Linked DNA regions of Homo sapiens: region 1 is linked to region 2. Evidence: chromatin loops called from intact Hi-C (ENCODE). Cell type or tissue: IMR-90. All regions are shown on one strand. Each heading gives the region's core, and the rest is flanking DNA. Links, peaks and the distances in the headings are about the cores only.

Region 1 (7,898 bases), core at 1,764-6,763, 69 kb before region 2:
CCACAGCCCCGGCATAAATCAAGTCTAGGTTCCTGCCCATGGGTCATTGGTCGGGCTCCCAGCTGTCTTCCGGATAGTTCCTGGCGTGTGGCTATATTAAGAATGTGAACCGTAACATTAACACTTAAAAAAAAAATTCAAAGAGAGAAAGAAAGAAAGGAAGAAATACCCCTAAAGAGACTCACATCAGGTCTAGCCAAGAGTCATAAATCAATGTCGGTAAATTTATAAACAGTTCATAAATGTAAGTGCTTTTCACAGGGCTGTTTGTTATTGTGTCGGGCTGAGCTGGGGGTGGGGCTGGGGGTGCAGAGAGGCACTGCATCCATTCTGTCTCCGGGTGAGGAGCAGCTCAGATGGCCCCGGTAGCAGAAGGAACAGGGATGGGACCAGTCCTGGTTGAATACTCACATCCAGGTGGCCACAGCATGACATAGGCTTGAGTGAACTGAGAGAACCAGCCTGGATGGCAGGTGAGCTGAGCCCTGAACCTGAACTGAGATTTTGAAGACATTTACAAAAAAAAAACCCCATCATAACAACTGTGTGGGTTTTTTGTTGTTGTTGTTTGTTTCCCAGATTCCCTTTTTTGCTTTTCTAAGTATTCTGCTCCTTGAAGCTCTGGAGGGTGCAGGACTGAGATGAGTAGCCAAAGGGGAATCCTATAGAATAGAGAAAAGAATTTTACACACACAGTCCCCACCCCACCTGCACACTTAATGGCACCCCCACCTCATCTCCACTCAGCCAGTTCCAGGACCCAAAGTCCAGTGACACCAACACCCAGTGACACATACTCTAAAACTGAGGACAGTGACAAGACAGAGAGCCTGGGTTTTGTCAGCAAGAAGGGAAAGTAGCTGGCCCCCGCTGCCATCCTGTCACTGGGTTGCAAAGCAGCAGTATTTGGACCCTGGAAGCTCAGAGGGCAGCTCGTGAAAAGAACTTCTCTCTATTTCTCCATTGAGACTAGGGAACACACACTATCCTCTGCATTATCTTTATGTTTCTCTCTTCTTTAGGTACCCCTTGACTCACACACGTACCACTTCTCCATTAGCCCCAAACCAAGGACGCTGTGCATAGAAACTCTTGCAAATGGATCCTTAGGGTAGAAGACAGGGTGTGGGGTTGCCCCAAGCTTCACCCCAGAAGCTCCAGCTTCTGGAGTTCCAGCTCTGGCCCAGTTCAGATGCCCTGTGGCATGTTCACCTCGACATGTCCCACCAGGTAGCTGGTTGGTAAGGGTGGAGTGAGAGTAGGTATCACCCCCTAGCCTTGGCTGCCCCCTTCCAAGCCCCAGCCCCCTTTGCTGTTGTTTGAGAGGATGTGGAGGCTAAGTGAAAGCTAGGCCAAGTTGTGACTTTGCTATTATACTTCACAGAGTCAAGGTCCATTCATCCCTCTGGAATGGCACATAATGAAAGCAGATTCTTAGAACTGATGCCTTCTGAGAGCTTCTCCTTCCCCAATTCTGAGACACACACATTTTTATGTGTGATTATAATTCTGCACACAAAGCAGCTCTTAAGACTTTTTTAAAAAAATGCATTTGCCCATTTATTGTAACAGCTGTTCCATTATTCTATAACCTTGTCCCCCCATTTCTGAGAGACCCCGGTCACTGCACCCTCTTCAAGAGGCTGCCGGGTTTGACAGAGTCGCCTTGCGCAGGCCCATGAAAAATTCCTTAACCAACTGCACCTTTCCAGGCCGGCACTAAACAGGGATTTCATTTATTTGAAAAGTAGGTATTAAATATGTCAGATATAGGAAGTTAAATGTAATGGGCCCAATTCCACACTCGGTTCCATATGCGTAAATCCCACTGATGGAGAACAGAGTGCGGCTCAAGCAGCAAAAATGAGGTCCCAAGTCTGTGGGAGGAAATTGCAGCCTTGATGGATCTTAGCTGACATTCTAATGGACATCAAACCAAGACTGTTAAAACTGGAAGGCGCCCTGAAGTTCTGGGGTTTTATCTTTTTATTTCTAAGTTTTAGGAGTTGTCGCATTCCTCTGCTTCTTTCTTTGTTTTGTTTGTTTGTTTGTTTTTTCCTAACTCCCAGTAAACATTTACCATTTCTCTTCAGAGCTTTTGTTTCAGCTCACCTGCACTGAAGCTGTTTCCCAAGAGGATGACCCGGGTGCCTGCCTGGCTAAGTAACAAGCAAACATTTCGGAGCCTAAGTTTGGGAAAGAGCCTGAAGGCCCCTACACCCTGAAGCAACATTCCAAGCCTTGCTGCTCACAATGCGGTCCCGGGACCAGCGGCAGCAGCAGCAGCCCAGGACGCTTGTTAGAAATGCGGCACCTCCGGCCCCACTTCAGACGTTCTGAACCCAAATCTGCATTTTATCACGATCCCAGGTGATTCATGTGCCCGTTAGAGTGAGCGAAGCCCTGGATTAGAGAACAGAAATTAGACGTGACCCTTCCTTTGACAGGAATTTATCACCAGGCTCTATCTCAAGAACTGTGAGAATTCGGTTCAGATGTTTGTGATAACTCTGCAGCAGTAACTGACTAGCGTGGTGGTTCTCTTCCCTGACTGGGCGTTGGAATCAGCGAGGGAAGTTTTAAAAGATGTTGATGTGCAGAATTTACCCAAGAGGTTGTGATTCAATGGGTGTCTGGGAAGGGGCTGGGACATCTGTGTTTACTTAGAGTTCCCCAGGTGATTCTACTGTGCAGCCAGGGCTAAGAGGCCCTGGGGTACAAATATCATCTTGAATGGTTAGACTTCTTTCTGAATGGGAGTGATGTAATTTCCGATTTGCCCACCGAGCACAGCATGCTGGGCCCTGAGGATGTTACAGAAGTGGATACCATTATTGCTCTCCAGGGACAATTCATCGAGGAACAATATGGCATCTGCAAGGTGAAAAAAGAGCGATAACAGGAGATGCCGCAAAGTGTGGCTTCCAGACACAAGAGTGTGCTGGGAGGAGAGCTGAGGAGGTGAGTGCATGGCAGGAAGGGATGAAAACGGACTGAGCATAGAGAGCTGGGAGGGAGAGGGAAAGGCCCTGCGTGACACATCCTTGTGGCATGTGAGAACTAGAAGGTGCTTAGGAATCTTCTAGTTTTGCCACAGGATACCATGCTGCACCATTGACATTTTGAATCAGATCATTCTTTGTTAGGGGCTGCCCTGTGCATTGTAGGATGTTCAACAGCATCCCTGACCTCCACCTACCAGATGCCAGTAGCATCCCCTGTCCCATCTGTGACAAACAAAAATGTCTGCAGACTTTGTCAGCTGTTCCCTGGGGTCAAAAGCACCCCTGGCTGAGAGGCACTGGCATAGAACAATTAAGAACAATGGTGGTAGGCCCTAGATACTGACATGAAAGGTGCATTGAGATGTGTTAAGAATGAAAAGTAAGTTGCACAACAACATGGATGTTAGTCCCAATAAAACGGATGTGTGTGTGTGTGTGTGTGTGTGTGCGCGCAAGGATTGTGCCCAAAAGCGGAAGTGGTGCCTCCTCTCTTGGTGGTTAAAGCATGAATACTGGCACTCACTCACCTGGGCCTTTTTTTTTTTTTTTTTTTTTGACACCGAGTCTTGCTTGCCCTGTTGCCTAGACTGGAGTGCAATGGTGCAATCTTGGCTCACTGCAACCTTCACCGCCCAGGTTCAATCACATCTCCTGCCTCAGCTTCCCGAGTAGCTGGGATTATAGGTGCCCGCCACCATGCCCGGCTAATTTCTGTATATTCAGTAGAGACAGGGTTTCACCATGTTGGCCAGGCTGGTCTCAAACTCCTGACCTCAAGTGATCCACCTGCCTCGACCTCCCAAAGTGCTAGGATTACTGTGCCTGGCCTGTCCTGGGCTTTTTATCCCAGCTCTGCCACCTACTACCTTCCCTGGCCAGTTTCCATAATCTCCATGTGCCTCAGTTTCTCCATCTGTAAAATGAGTCTAGCAGTGTCTATCCCAATAGGTTGTTATGAAGATTAAGTTCAGTCACTCGGTTTTGGCAAAGCATTTCTAGCAAAACCTGGCACATAGTAAGCAGTTTCCCGGTTTGAGCCATAATGAACATTATTAGCTCTGAGGAGGTAAATGGAAGGCAGGGGTAGAGGAGAGATGGAGACTTCCTGGTTTTGTTCTGTAAACTTCTGTTTGTCTGAATCCTGCACAATGTATTTATATGTCAATTGCATAATAACACATGCACACAAAAGAAAGAAATATTCTAGTTTAGCCTACCTCATCTTTTAAAATGAACTCTTTATTTTGGAACAATTTTAGATTCACCAAAAGTCTGCAACGATGTGCAGAGTGTTCCTGTATGCCTGTCACCCAGTTTCAGTTTCCCCTGGTGTTATCATTTTACGTTTCCCCGGTACAATTGTCAAAACTAAGAAACATGGGTCCATTACTATTAACTAAACTCCAGACTCCATTTGGATTTCACACAATTTTTTTTAACTAATATCCTTTTTCTGTTCCAGGATCCCATCCAGAATATCATGTTACATTTAGTCATCATGTCTCCCTGAGCTCTTCTTGGCTGACCATTTCTCAGTCTTTCTTTGTTTTTCACGACCTTGAAGAGTACTGGCCAGGTGTTTTGCAATACACCCCTCAATTTGGGTGTGACATATTCTCTTGATTAGACTAGAGTTATGGGTTTAGGTGACAACCACAGAGGTGAAGCACCCTTCTCTTTGTACCATACCAGGGAGTACATGCTATGAACAGGACTTATCACTGCTGATGTCACTTGATCACCTGGCCAAGGTAGTGTTTGCCAGGTGACTTGTAATTCTCTGCTGTAAAGCAATTCCCTGCATCCCTTACCCTCACCACACTCTATTCTTTGGAAGCGAGTGGCTATGTGCAGTCTCCACTCAAGGAAGAGGGAGCTCCTTGTCCTCGTGGAGGAAGTATCTACACAGGATTTGGAATTCCTCTGCAGAAGATGGGTCTCTTCTCCACAGTTATTTGTTTATTCTGTCATGTATTTATATCAGTACGGACTCGTGGATATTTATATTAGACTTTGGCTTATAATCCAATACTGTGCTATTTATTTTGTTGTCCAAATACTTATCTCCTTTCAGATTTTCACTTTCATCAGTGGGAAGGCCCTGGACTGGGAGGGTGGAAGGCTCATTTGTGGAGCAGGGACTCCAACCCAGAGACAGAGTGTGAGCGGGGGTCTTTTGGTTTCTGTTGGCCTCTGTAGAAGGCTTTGGCCAGTGGGAAGCAGGAAGAACAGAGGCTGTGTGACTCGTGGTAAAGGTGCAGAGAAGAGGAATGTGTATGAGTGGGGTCCAGGCACAAGGCAGGGTGAAACTCAAGTTGTAAGAATCATGGTATATCAGTCAGGAGTTTCCAAAGTAACAGAAGCAACAGTGTGTGCATGTGCATGTGTAAAGGAGCAGGGGAGAGACAGAGAGAGATTATAAGGAATTGCTCATATGATTATGGAGGCTAAGTCCCAAGATCTACAGTGAGCATGCTGGAGACTCAGGAGAGCTGATGGTGTAAGTTCCAGTCCAAAAGCCAGCAGGCTTGACACTGGAGAAGAGTTGATGTTTCAGTTCGAGTTCCAAGGGCCAAAAGAGACTGACTTCCCAGCTCAAAGCTGTCAGGCAGGAGGAGTTCCCTCTCACTTGGCCTTTTTGTTCTATTCAGGCCTTTAGCTGATTGGATGAGGCCCACGGACATTAGGCAAGGCCATCTGCTTTACTCAGTCTACTGATTCAAAACATAATCTCATGCAGAAATGCCCTCACAGACACACTCAGAATAGTATTTGACTAAATGTCTGACACTCCACGGCCCAGGAAAATTGACACATAAAATTCACCATCACACACAGGGTTAGCAACTTCTCCAGCAGCAAGCCCACTCAGAGCCTGGGAGCCACGGAGCTGGGGTTCCTTGGAAGACCACTGCCAGTGTTGTGGAAGGGAGAGCTTCAAGAGTGAGGGATGCAGGAGAAGGATCTAGATGTGCTTCTCATCTGTACAATTCTGGGGAAATCAAGGCCATGATGTGGTTGAGCAGTTGACATTGGAAACGTAGGACTTTCTCAAGGATCATAGAACAAAGACTGTCAGAGTTGCTGGATTTTTGTGTGATTTGTGGGGAGGGAGGAACAGGCATGTTGAAACCACCAGTATTTGGGGTGAGGAATAAAACATGGTGTGAAAAACATGTAATCATAGGCTATGACATTACAAGGGATATATCAGCCCTGCTGTGGTTACTCAGTCACTCTTATACAGGGAGTCTTAAACCAAATGCACCAGTTTTCACTTCGAAGTTGTGTCTTAGCATCTGTCCTGAACACAGTCCACAGGAGTGTGGAAGACACTCACCCTCCCTCCTTGGCTTCACGGTGCCTTTAGCTCTTTGTTCCTTCCCCCACAGTCCAGCCTCTTCATTTTCTTAACCCCCCATGAGGAGTCTTGGGCTCCCTCTGCTCCTTCTGGCCCCCCTGGGGAGGGGTGGAGAAGGAAGGAGTGGGGAAAGGAGGTGTATAGGCCTTGGATTCTGTGAGAAGACCTCTTTTGAGAGGGCCAGGCCTTTCCCTGGCCAAGCTGGCTGTGCCCAGCACAGCTTCTGGGATCATAAGGCTCTGGGCTCTTCTCTGCCTGTCACATGACCCAGGGCCTCCTCCATTCCTCTGGCTTCCTTATGTGTATTTCTCTAGGAAGAGGGGGCACGGGGTGAGGGAAGAACACCTGTCCCTTCCAGTAACACTCATTAAACATCCTAATATTACTTCCTATTGGAAAATAAAAGGGTCCCTCCCTATTAGTTTTATAAATTAAGAGGCAGAAAGGACAGCTCTACAAAATCTTCTTGGCTGGGGGTCATGTGCCTAGAGTCTGTCTATAGGGTTAAATGAGGCCAGGTAGGCCAGGAGCAGTGGCTCATGCCCATAATCCCAGCACTTTGGGAGGCTGAGGCGGGCGGATAGCTTAAGCCCGGGAGTTTGAGCCTGGGCAACATGGTGAAACCCCTTGCCTACCCCAAGAAAACACAAAAATTAGCCAGGTGTGGTGGCATAAGCCTGGAGTCCCAGCTACTCAGGAGGCTAAGGTGGGAGGACTGCTTGAACCTGGGAGGCAGAGGTTGCAGTAGGCCAAGATCATGCCACTGCACTCCAGCCTGGGCAACAGAGTGAGAGCCTGTCTTTGAAAAAAAAAAAAAAAAAAAAAAGCAAAAAATGAGGCCAGGTATATAAATAATTGTAATTCTTCATTGGAGTTGTTCAGATTATCTTCGGGTGGCAGAAGAAGGAGTCGTGGAATTTTTATATTTATCAGAAGGTGAAATGGGTTACAAATCAGTGTGGAAGCTCAGACCCAGCTCAACCTTTGGGTTTGGGCAGGTGCAGGAACAGGGCTGGTATTGAGGGGATCTTGGTCGAGGTCACACCTAAGGTCCTCTCGAGGTGTCCTTCCAGCTAACTTGAAGCTGTGGGCTTCTCCAAGACTTCTCCCCACATGGTCTGGCTGGTCAAGGCAAGAATAACTCATAGTGGAAGAAGAGGTGAGTCAAAGACAAATAGTGTCCAGGAGTGGAGAGAGCAGACAGCCTGACCACAAGAAGGCCCCCCCGGGGCAGCTTCAGACTCCCACGCTCTGCCGGGAGAGCCTTCCTGGAAGCTGAAATCCTCTGGCCAGGAAATTTTTTGAAAAATAACTAAATGAACCACATGTGGACCTGGAACTCAGACTATCAAAGAGGAAGAGGAGGAGGGGTGAGAAAGATGGAGAAGAGGCTGGGATACACATACACTATCCACAGAGCAGCTCCTAGAAACCACAGTGGTGGACATGTCAATGGGAGCACACTCTCAAGCACAGGAGGGAACCCAGCCTGGCTACCTCCAACTAAGGGGGTCTTCCTCTGCCCAGCAGTC
Region 2 (7,898 bases), core at 1,838-6,837:
AACACATGAAAAAATGCTCATCATCACTGGCCATCAGAGACATGCAAATCAAAACCACAATGAGATACTATCTCACACCAGTTAGAATGGTGATCATTAAAAAGTCAGGAAACAACAGGTGCTGGAGAGGATGTGGAGAAATAGGAACACTTTTACACTGTTGGTGGGACTGTAAACTAGTTCAACCATTGTGGAAGACAATGTGGCAATTCCTCAAGGATCTAGAACTAGAAATACCATTTGACCCAGCCATCCCATTACTGGCTATATACCCAGAGGATTATAAATCATGCTGCCATAAAGACACATGCACACATATGTTCATTGTGGCATTATTCACAATAGCAAAGACTTGGAACCAACCCAAATGTCCATCAATGATAGACTGGATTAAGAAAATGTGGCACATACACACCACGGAATACTATGCAGCCATAAAAAAGGATGAGTTCATGTCCTTTGTAGGGACATGGATGAAGTTGGAAACCATCATTCTCAGCAAACTATTGCAAGGATAAAAAACCAAACACCACATGTTCTCACTCATAGGTGGGGATTGAACAATGAGAACAGTTGGACACAGGAAGGGGAACATCACACACCAGGGCCTGTTGTGGGGTGGGGGGACGAGGGAGGGATAGCATTAGGAGATATACCTAATGTAAATGACAAGTTGATGGGTGCAGCACACCAACATGGCACATGTATACATATGTAACAAACCTGCACATTGTGCACATGTACCCTAGAACTTAAAGTATAATAATAATTTTTAAAAAGTCAGATTGACAGAAGTTTAAAAAAAAACCATTAAAAGATAAGCAGAATAATATAGTTTTGACCTTACTTTTCCAAAGATGAATGTATCTACTATTTTCTGTTTCCTGTGTCTATAGCCATCATTTAATGTTTTTGCAAATAACCACCATACCTCACATTTGTTAAGCACTTTAATGTTCATTATCTCTATTATTTTTCACAACTCTATCATTTCTATTTTACAGATACAGAAACTAAGACTCAGAACCCAGGCCCATAGGACCATCAGAGGCAGAGCTCAAACTCTAAATTGCTGTTCAGAGGCAGCACTCATTCCCACGTAGTTCCAAGGCTGGCCTTTGGAATTATATTTCTGGGCTGGAGGTGGCAGCCAAACAGGGCTGACTTGAAAAGTCCAGATAGAAAAGACAATGGGTGAGTTTCAATAATGCAGGCAAGCCTTCTGTGCTGAAAGGATCATGAGGGTAAAAGGTACAATCCAAGGAAGTCAGCTGAGGCACGTTGCACAAAGCACTATAAGCTCTCAGGGCTTATAGAGAGACAACGGGCATGTCCTGGCCCAAAGCACACATCTGGCTCCCAAGAGATCATGTGTGTAAGTCTCAAGCTAGGGGACAATTTGGGAACATGAAATAATAGGCCTCTATCAATAAGGTGTTCACTGACTACTCATCATATCAGGAATTGAGCCAAGTGCCATGAGAATACAAATGGTACATAAGACAGGGGTGCTATACTCAAGGGGCTTCGAGTTTAGTTAGGGAGACCAGATTGAACATGAAATAACAGAAGAAATCGTGTCTATATTCAACTTTAGTGGTATAAACTAGAAATTGTATGAGTCTGGAGCAGAGGAAGACCCATGGGGACCAGAGGCAGTTATGAGACATGGGAGAGAGAACAGGGAGGCTTGACAATTCTAAAAAGAATTCCAGAAGGAAGAAAAGATAAGATGGAGAAGAGGCAATTGTCAAGGAGACAATGGCCTCACATTCTTTAGAACTGATGAAAGATCTGAATCCACAGATACAAGAAGCACAAGCTATATTAAGTAGGATTATACACATACACACGCACACAATCTGAACATATGATAATGAACTGTAGAACACCAACAATAAAGAGAAGATATTAAAGCAACCAGAGAGAGAAGACAGATAATCCAAAAAAAGGCATAGCAACCAGAGAGCAAAATTCTCAGCAGCAAATATGAAAACAATCTTCAAAATGCTTGGAGAAAATTATTGTCTACCTATATTTGTATGTCTGGAAAAATTATCTTTTAGAACTATGGTGAAATCAAGACATTTCCTGATATGCAAAAGTTAAGAGTAAACCCAATAAGCAATTAGTAGGAAAAAAAAAACCCTTCTAAATAATATACTTTAGGAAGAAGTAAAATGATCCCAGAAAGGAGCTCTAAGATGCAAGAGGATTGGTAAACAAAGAGATGAATAAACCTGTATACGAATCCAAACAAACAATTTCTATATAAAATTTATAACAATATCTAATTTGTAGGATTTTAAAAATACATAAATAAATACTGAATATAAAAGCATGTATGTCTGGAAAGTGTGCACAAAGAGTTAATATCTTACAAGGTTCTTGTATTATTTGCGAAGAGGGTTCAGATATTGATTAAGTTGGGGTTGGTCTAGTATGCCTCACAAAATTTCTATGAAAAAATAACATCCAAATCAGTAGGAAAATGGGAGGAATGGAATAAGAAAACAAACAATTCAACAAGAGAGAGCAAGAAAGGAGAAAAAAAATAATAGAAAAAGCAGGGACAAATAGAAAGTATGAAGTAAAACAATAGGTATGTCCAAATATGTCTGTAATCATAAGTATAAAAAGACTAAAATTATCACTTAAAAGACAAGGATTGTCAGATTGCAATTTTTTAAAAAAAAACAACTATATGCTGCTTATAAAAGACACGCCTAAAACATAAGGACACAGAAAAGTTGAAAGTAAAAAAGGATGAAAAAAAGATTCATCAGTCAAGTACTAACCAAAAGGAGGCTGGGAAGGCAAACTTAATATTAGACAAAATATACTTGAAGACCTGAGGAGCCCAGGAAGGCTCCACAGAAGAGACGGTACCTGCTTGGTATTCAGGTAAGCAGAAAGGAGGGTAGCCTGGATGGGAAGAACTCAACAGGTCCCTGCCATAGGAAGAAGTCTGGACAGTGGGATGGTACCTTTGGGCTCTTTCAGCTATACATAACCATACAATGTAGTCCTCTCCTCCCCAAACAGCACGGCAGATTAAAACAATATACCGTGTGCCACAAAACATATGGAGCCTGACCTCACTTACATGAGGTGACTTCCTTCTGTCTGATGGAGAAATGAAAGCTCAGCTTTGTTTAATGCCTGGTCTATGGGCAACAAGTCCTCCCGATTTGTGAAAGTGCTGTGACTAGGCCCTATATGGCCTTGAATGGGATGTGAGGGTCCCTTTCTATTTGATGTCTCTAAAGGAAGTTTGTTTTTTTTCTTCAGTGAGTGTTCGAGATTTGGATAAATGCAACATCCCCCTAATGCAATCAAAAGTGGGGTGTCAAGGAGAGGGTCCATGCCAGAGAAGGCTTTCTGAAGACAGTCTGAGTTCATCAGTGCATCTTTAAGGCATGGCTGTACCTGGCTTTTGTCCATGCTTCTTGTTTCATAACAACCTACTCCAAATTCTCTCCACCCCGACCCCTTCCAGTCTCTACAATATAGTAAATCCTTGGGTAACCAGAACTTGAGGTTATACAATGTCTACGCTTTCAGAGGGAAATCATCTGCATTTTCTTTAAAAGCTCAGCTTCCGGAATAAACACTGGGATTAGTTAAACGCAACCTTCCTTCCCTTCTGGAGCTGTTACCCCACAAGGCACTGCCTTGAGTGTGTGAGGTTGACTGACATTTGCCCCCAATGTGTCCCAGCCAGATTTCAGCAAATCTGGAATTCAGCAGTGTCTCACCCCCTCGCTGTTTACACCCAGAGTCACTGGTTTCTAGGCAGGCACGAACCCAGAACAAAGCTGGAGCAGCCATCGATGTAGCATTTTAGAAGCAGCATAGATAACTGAAAAAGTGAATTCCTGTGGCCAGTGACTAATGATAAAATAATAAAGGTTTATCTTTGACAAAAAATGTCAAGAAATGGTAGAGAATATGACAAAGGCAGATACTGTTGGACTAGGATATACTAAAAAAATAGACAAAAGATAAATTTCAGAGCGCGCCAATGGCTTCATACCTGCTGTCTGCCTAAGCCTTCCAGCCTCCAGAGATTTTCTCTTTGCTACATTCTTCTTGCTGATACAGGGATAGGGACTAATAAGTTCCATCAGGATTTTCATCCCTAAGATTTTAAGCAAACAAACAAAAAGATTTCTTGTTAGCCAACCAATTAATCTGAAAAGCCAATCAAACAAAGCACTTTAAATTTGAGAGGTACTCAATGACTAGTCTACAGTAGTGCAATAAAATCACTTTAGGGTCCTGAAGCTGTGTTTTTATTAGCACACTTCAAATAATAATAACCATAATAACAACAGTACTCTCAGGCCAGAGTCCGATGCTTTCAGTTTAGAGAGCAATGCTATTATTTCCTAAAAGAGCCTGTTATCGAGCTAGAACGTATGGTTTAGTGAGCAAAACAGGAAAAACTTCAAGGACCAGGGAGTGGACTTGGGTTTTGGTATTGCTGGCAGGAGAAGACACAGTTCTGTGCCCCCAACACTTCTAAGATACCACTCTGATTTCTTGTCCCGCCGTAAAAATGACCAGTCCTGTGTCTCATTTCCTCAGGATTCTGTTCTCTTCCAGATGACAAGAATGAATTAGCCCATATCCATGGGACAATGGGTGTTAAGGCATTCTTTCTTCTAGGAAACTCAGTGGGGACCTCTCTTTAAGTGCACCTTATTTGTCCCACTTTAGACCTCCCCACCCCCATAGTAATGCACAGGAGACATGGGTAGAGCAAACCTAGAGAAAGTGGAGCCCACACAAATCGTGGGGCCACCTGACTGTCAATGACTCCCCTGTGGTCATATCTGTGCTCCCACCCACCTTCTTTGGGGCCCCTGTCCCCCTTTCCCTCTCAGACCAGCATGACCCCATGTCCCTGGCCATGGTGGTTTGTCAAACTCAGCCAATCACACTTGGCTGGCCCTGTGATTGTTCCAAAGAGTAAGTCACATGACCAAAGACCTTGCTTGGACAGTTTAACCTGGAGCTAAGAGAGAAGCTGTTTCCTTTTCAGTGGGCTAACTCTGGGAAATGTGAAACAAAAGCAGGCAACAGCCATGGCCTCATTGTGTAGAAAATTCCCATCCAAGGTAGGAAAAAGTGGAACAAAGCCACAGAGAGACTTCTGGTGACTTCAAGTCCCTGACTGCTACCTCCCCACCCCACCTGTACCTTTCCAGACTGCATGAGTGATCAAAGTCTCTTTTTCCAAGGCTAGTTCCAGCTGGGTTTCTGTCATCTACAGCTTGCAGTCTTGACTAGTACAGGAAGTGCCCTGCCAAGCATTCCCACCTTGTTGGTGGCTGGGCTGAAACAAGAATCCAGAGCCTCTGATTCCACCTCTGCAGGTCACAAGGACCTTCAGCTGGCCGTGTGACCTCAGACAAGCCACAGCCCTGCTCTGGGCTACATAGATGATACATGCTACCTATGTTGTAGCATGTATCAGGGTTAGGCCCATGACAGCAAAGATGTCTCAAGAAGTAAGTGTGTGATTTGGTTTGGTTTTAAGGCAATGAAGAAGGAGAAAGAGAAATAAAGAGTGAGAGACAGAAGACCTGGTGGGGGAGGGAGGGAGAGAGGGAGGAAGGGAGGGAGGGAGAGAGAGAGAGAAAAAAGAGCAGCTGCTTTAAAAAAGAAAAGTGCATATGGTACAATTAATCTTCATAACCTACTGGAGATTGAAATAAAGAGTGACAGGCAGAAGACCTGGGGATGGGAGAGAGAGACAGGTTGAGACAGAGAGAGGAGGGCAGCTGCTTTATAAAAGAAAAGTGCATATGGTACAATTAATCTTCGTAACCTACTAGAGATTGAAAAGGTAAGAAAATTACGAGGAGCTCTGAGACAGACTGACATCAATCACCGGCATATAACCAAAATTCTTGGTTACAGAATGTGCAGCCCCCAAACTAAGCTTGTGGAGAATCAGATGACCAGCTTAGGAAGAGCCAACAGGGGTACCTCAAGTGGGTGTGGCCAGAAATAGCAGGGGGCTTCCAGTCTTTTATTACCCAGATATTTTGTGAACAGAATGTTGCCTGGAATACATGCCTAAAATCCCCAAGTGCCAGAAACTTCTGTGGCTCAGGGTTTCCATTCTTAACAGCATGGGTAGTAAGTTCATCTGTGGCTGAGTGGTTCTAGGTCATTTGTGGGGGAAGCAGCTTCCAGATCTGGTCAGTTCTGCAGCATGGTTCTCAGAGTGTTCCTCGATGCTCAGTCCTAAATGTGTTTCTCCAGCCCTCCCAAGTCTGGGAGTTAGCCAATATCTCTCAATATATTCATTTTCTGTTTAAACTAGCCAGAGTAGATGCTGTGGCTTGCAACTGAGAACGATAATATGTTCATGTCCATAGGGTAGATAGGAGCTTGGTGTGGGAGGCGGGGTATCAACTGCATGCAACTATAGGTGGTGCAAACACAACCTGTGGATCATCTCCTAAGGAACCATGAGAGATACACTGCTGCCTTTACCATACAGATGAGAGAAACTCAAGTCGAAAATGTTAGGTAGCCTGCCCCAAATCACCCAGAAATTTGCAGAGCCCAGATTCAAATTCAAGTCTGAATCCAAACCCTACATGCCTTCTTCTGTTCCAGATATTTCACATGTGCATTCAATAATTCACTTCATTAAGAAGCCAATTTTCATTGTGTTTAAAACTGTCTTAAGAATTTAGTCTGAGAGATCCAAGAAATGTCCATGGGATGCCCCACCTCCCCATGGCCTCTCTCAACCCGGTCTCTTGTGTGTCCCAGTGCCCTCAGGACAGTGGGTGGGGAAACTGATCTCTCAGGTCACCTTGACCCTCTGTGGTCTGACCTCTGCTACCTTTTCAGTCTTGTCCTATATCACTCTCCCCCTCATTTATATTGCTTCTTACACTGGACTTCTTTCATTTCCTAGAACATTCCAGGCTCTTTCCTGTCTACTGGCACAGTGTTAAATCTCCACGGCCAGCACTGAAACTGGCACTTAGTAAGTGCTCAATAAATATTTATTGAATGAATAAATAATGGGTGATTCTTCTGAGGGGGTTGCTGTGTTGAATCTTATAATACAGCAGAGGGATTCTGGGAGAACTCAAGTTTTACTTCCCAGAGCTCCATGGCTGAAGTGCTGTGAGGTACAGGACCCAGGCCATTTTTCCTTAATGTGGGGGGAAAAGATGAAGGGATGTAAAAAGAAAAGATCCTTCAGGACTTTTCCAAAGGATCTCAATACTCATGTCTATCGGATTAATTCCTTTCCACTCTCCAGTGACCTTGAGCTGGGAGGATGGTTGGAGAGGTGGGAGTTGATGGGGAAGGGGTCCCAGGACATCCTCACTGGGGAAGTTCATGGGAACACCATTCAATTCTAGCCAACAATTGTTTGTACGTATGTGTACGTATAAATATGCGTAGGTATACACTTTGAGTAGTTGATCCACAAATGTAATGGGTAGATGACAGCCCTTTAGGAAATAAGGAACAGAGATGAACAGGTAGAGAACTTGACAGCTGGAAAGATGAGTGAAAACTGCATAGCATTTCTCAAGGAGACTTCAACGGGATGGTGTCCTAGACCAGCAAAGCATTCGTGTCTGCTTCCAGTGACCTGGTCTGGGTATCCTAAGGGTGGCCTCTCTGGGTCCGTCCTCACTCCTTTTCACTCCCATACTTTCCAGTGTTGTGATGTGAAGTGAGCATCACAAAATTGTATAACCCATCTTGATTCTTTTGTGGTCATTTCATCTAAAATTCACAGATTCTTATGGAGGTGAAAGGATAATTCATCTGCTTTCTTAAGTAACAGAATAAATCAGTCTAAAGCTCACAAAACACCTTAGAGACTGCCTAATGTGACCTGTCCTTATGTT

The links. A loop is a pair of places that touch in the nucleus more often than their neighbours do. Peaks named below come from ENCODE experiments on the same cell type or tissue, not always from the same donor. Only the 100,000 strongest peaks of a DNase experiment are listed, where the experiment ranks them.
Region 1: it touches region 2 in a loop (8-fold over the local background); 2 of 110 quality-filtered maps call a loop at or near these places.

The regions. Positions count from the first base shown.
Region 1 is chr6:44,646,246-44,654,143 of GRCh38, reverse strand. No RefSeq gene overlaps it. Among named protein-coding and RNA genes, the nearest start is that of MIR4642, 210 kb to the right of the region's middle. RefSeq lists enhancers at 1,737-2,236, 2,237-2,738. In IMR-90, for the core only: no CTCF peak of the experiment used is centred there; a DNase peak (open chromatin) is centred at 4,503.
Region 2 is chr6:44,577,044-44,584,941 of GRCh38, reverse strand. No RefSeq gene overlaps it. Among named protein-coding and RNA genes, the nearest start is that of MIR4642, 150 kb to the right of the region's middle. In IMR-90, for the core only: no CTCF peak of the experiment used is centred there; a DNase peak (open chromatin) is centred at 3,821; H3K27me3 peaks cover 821 bases.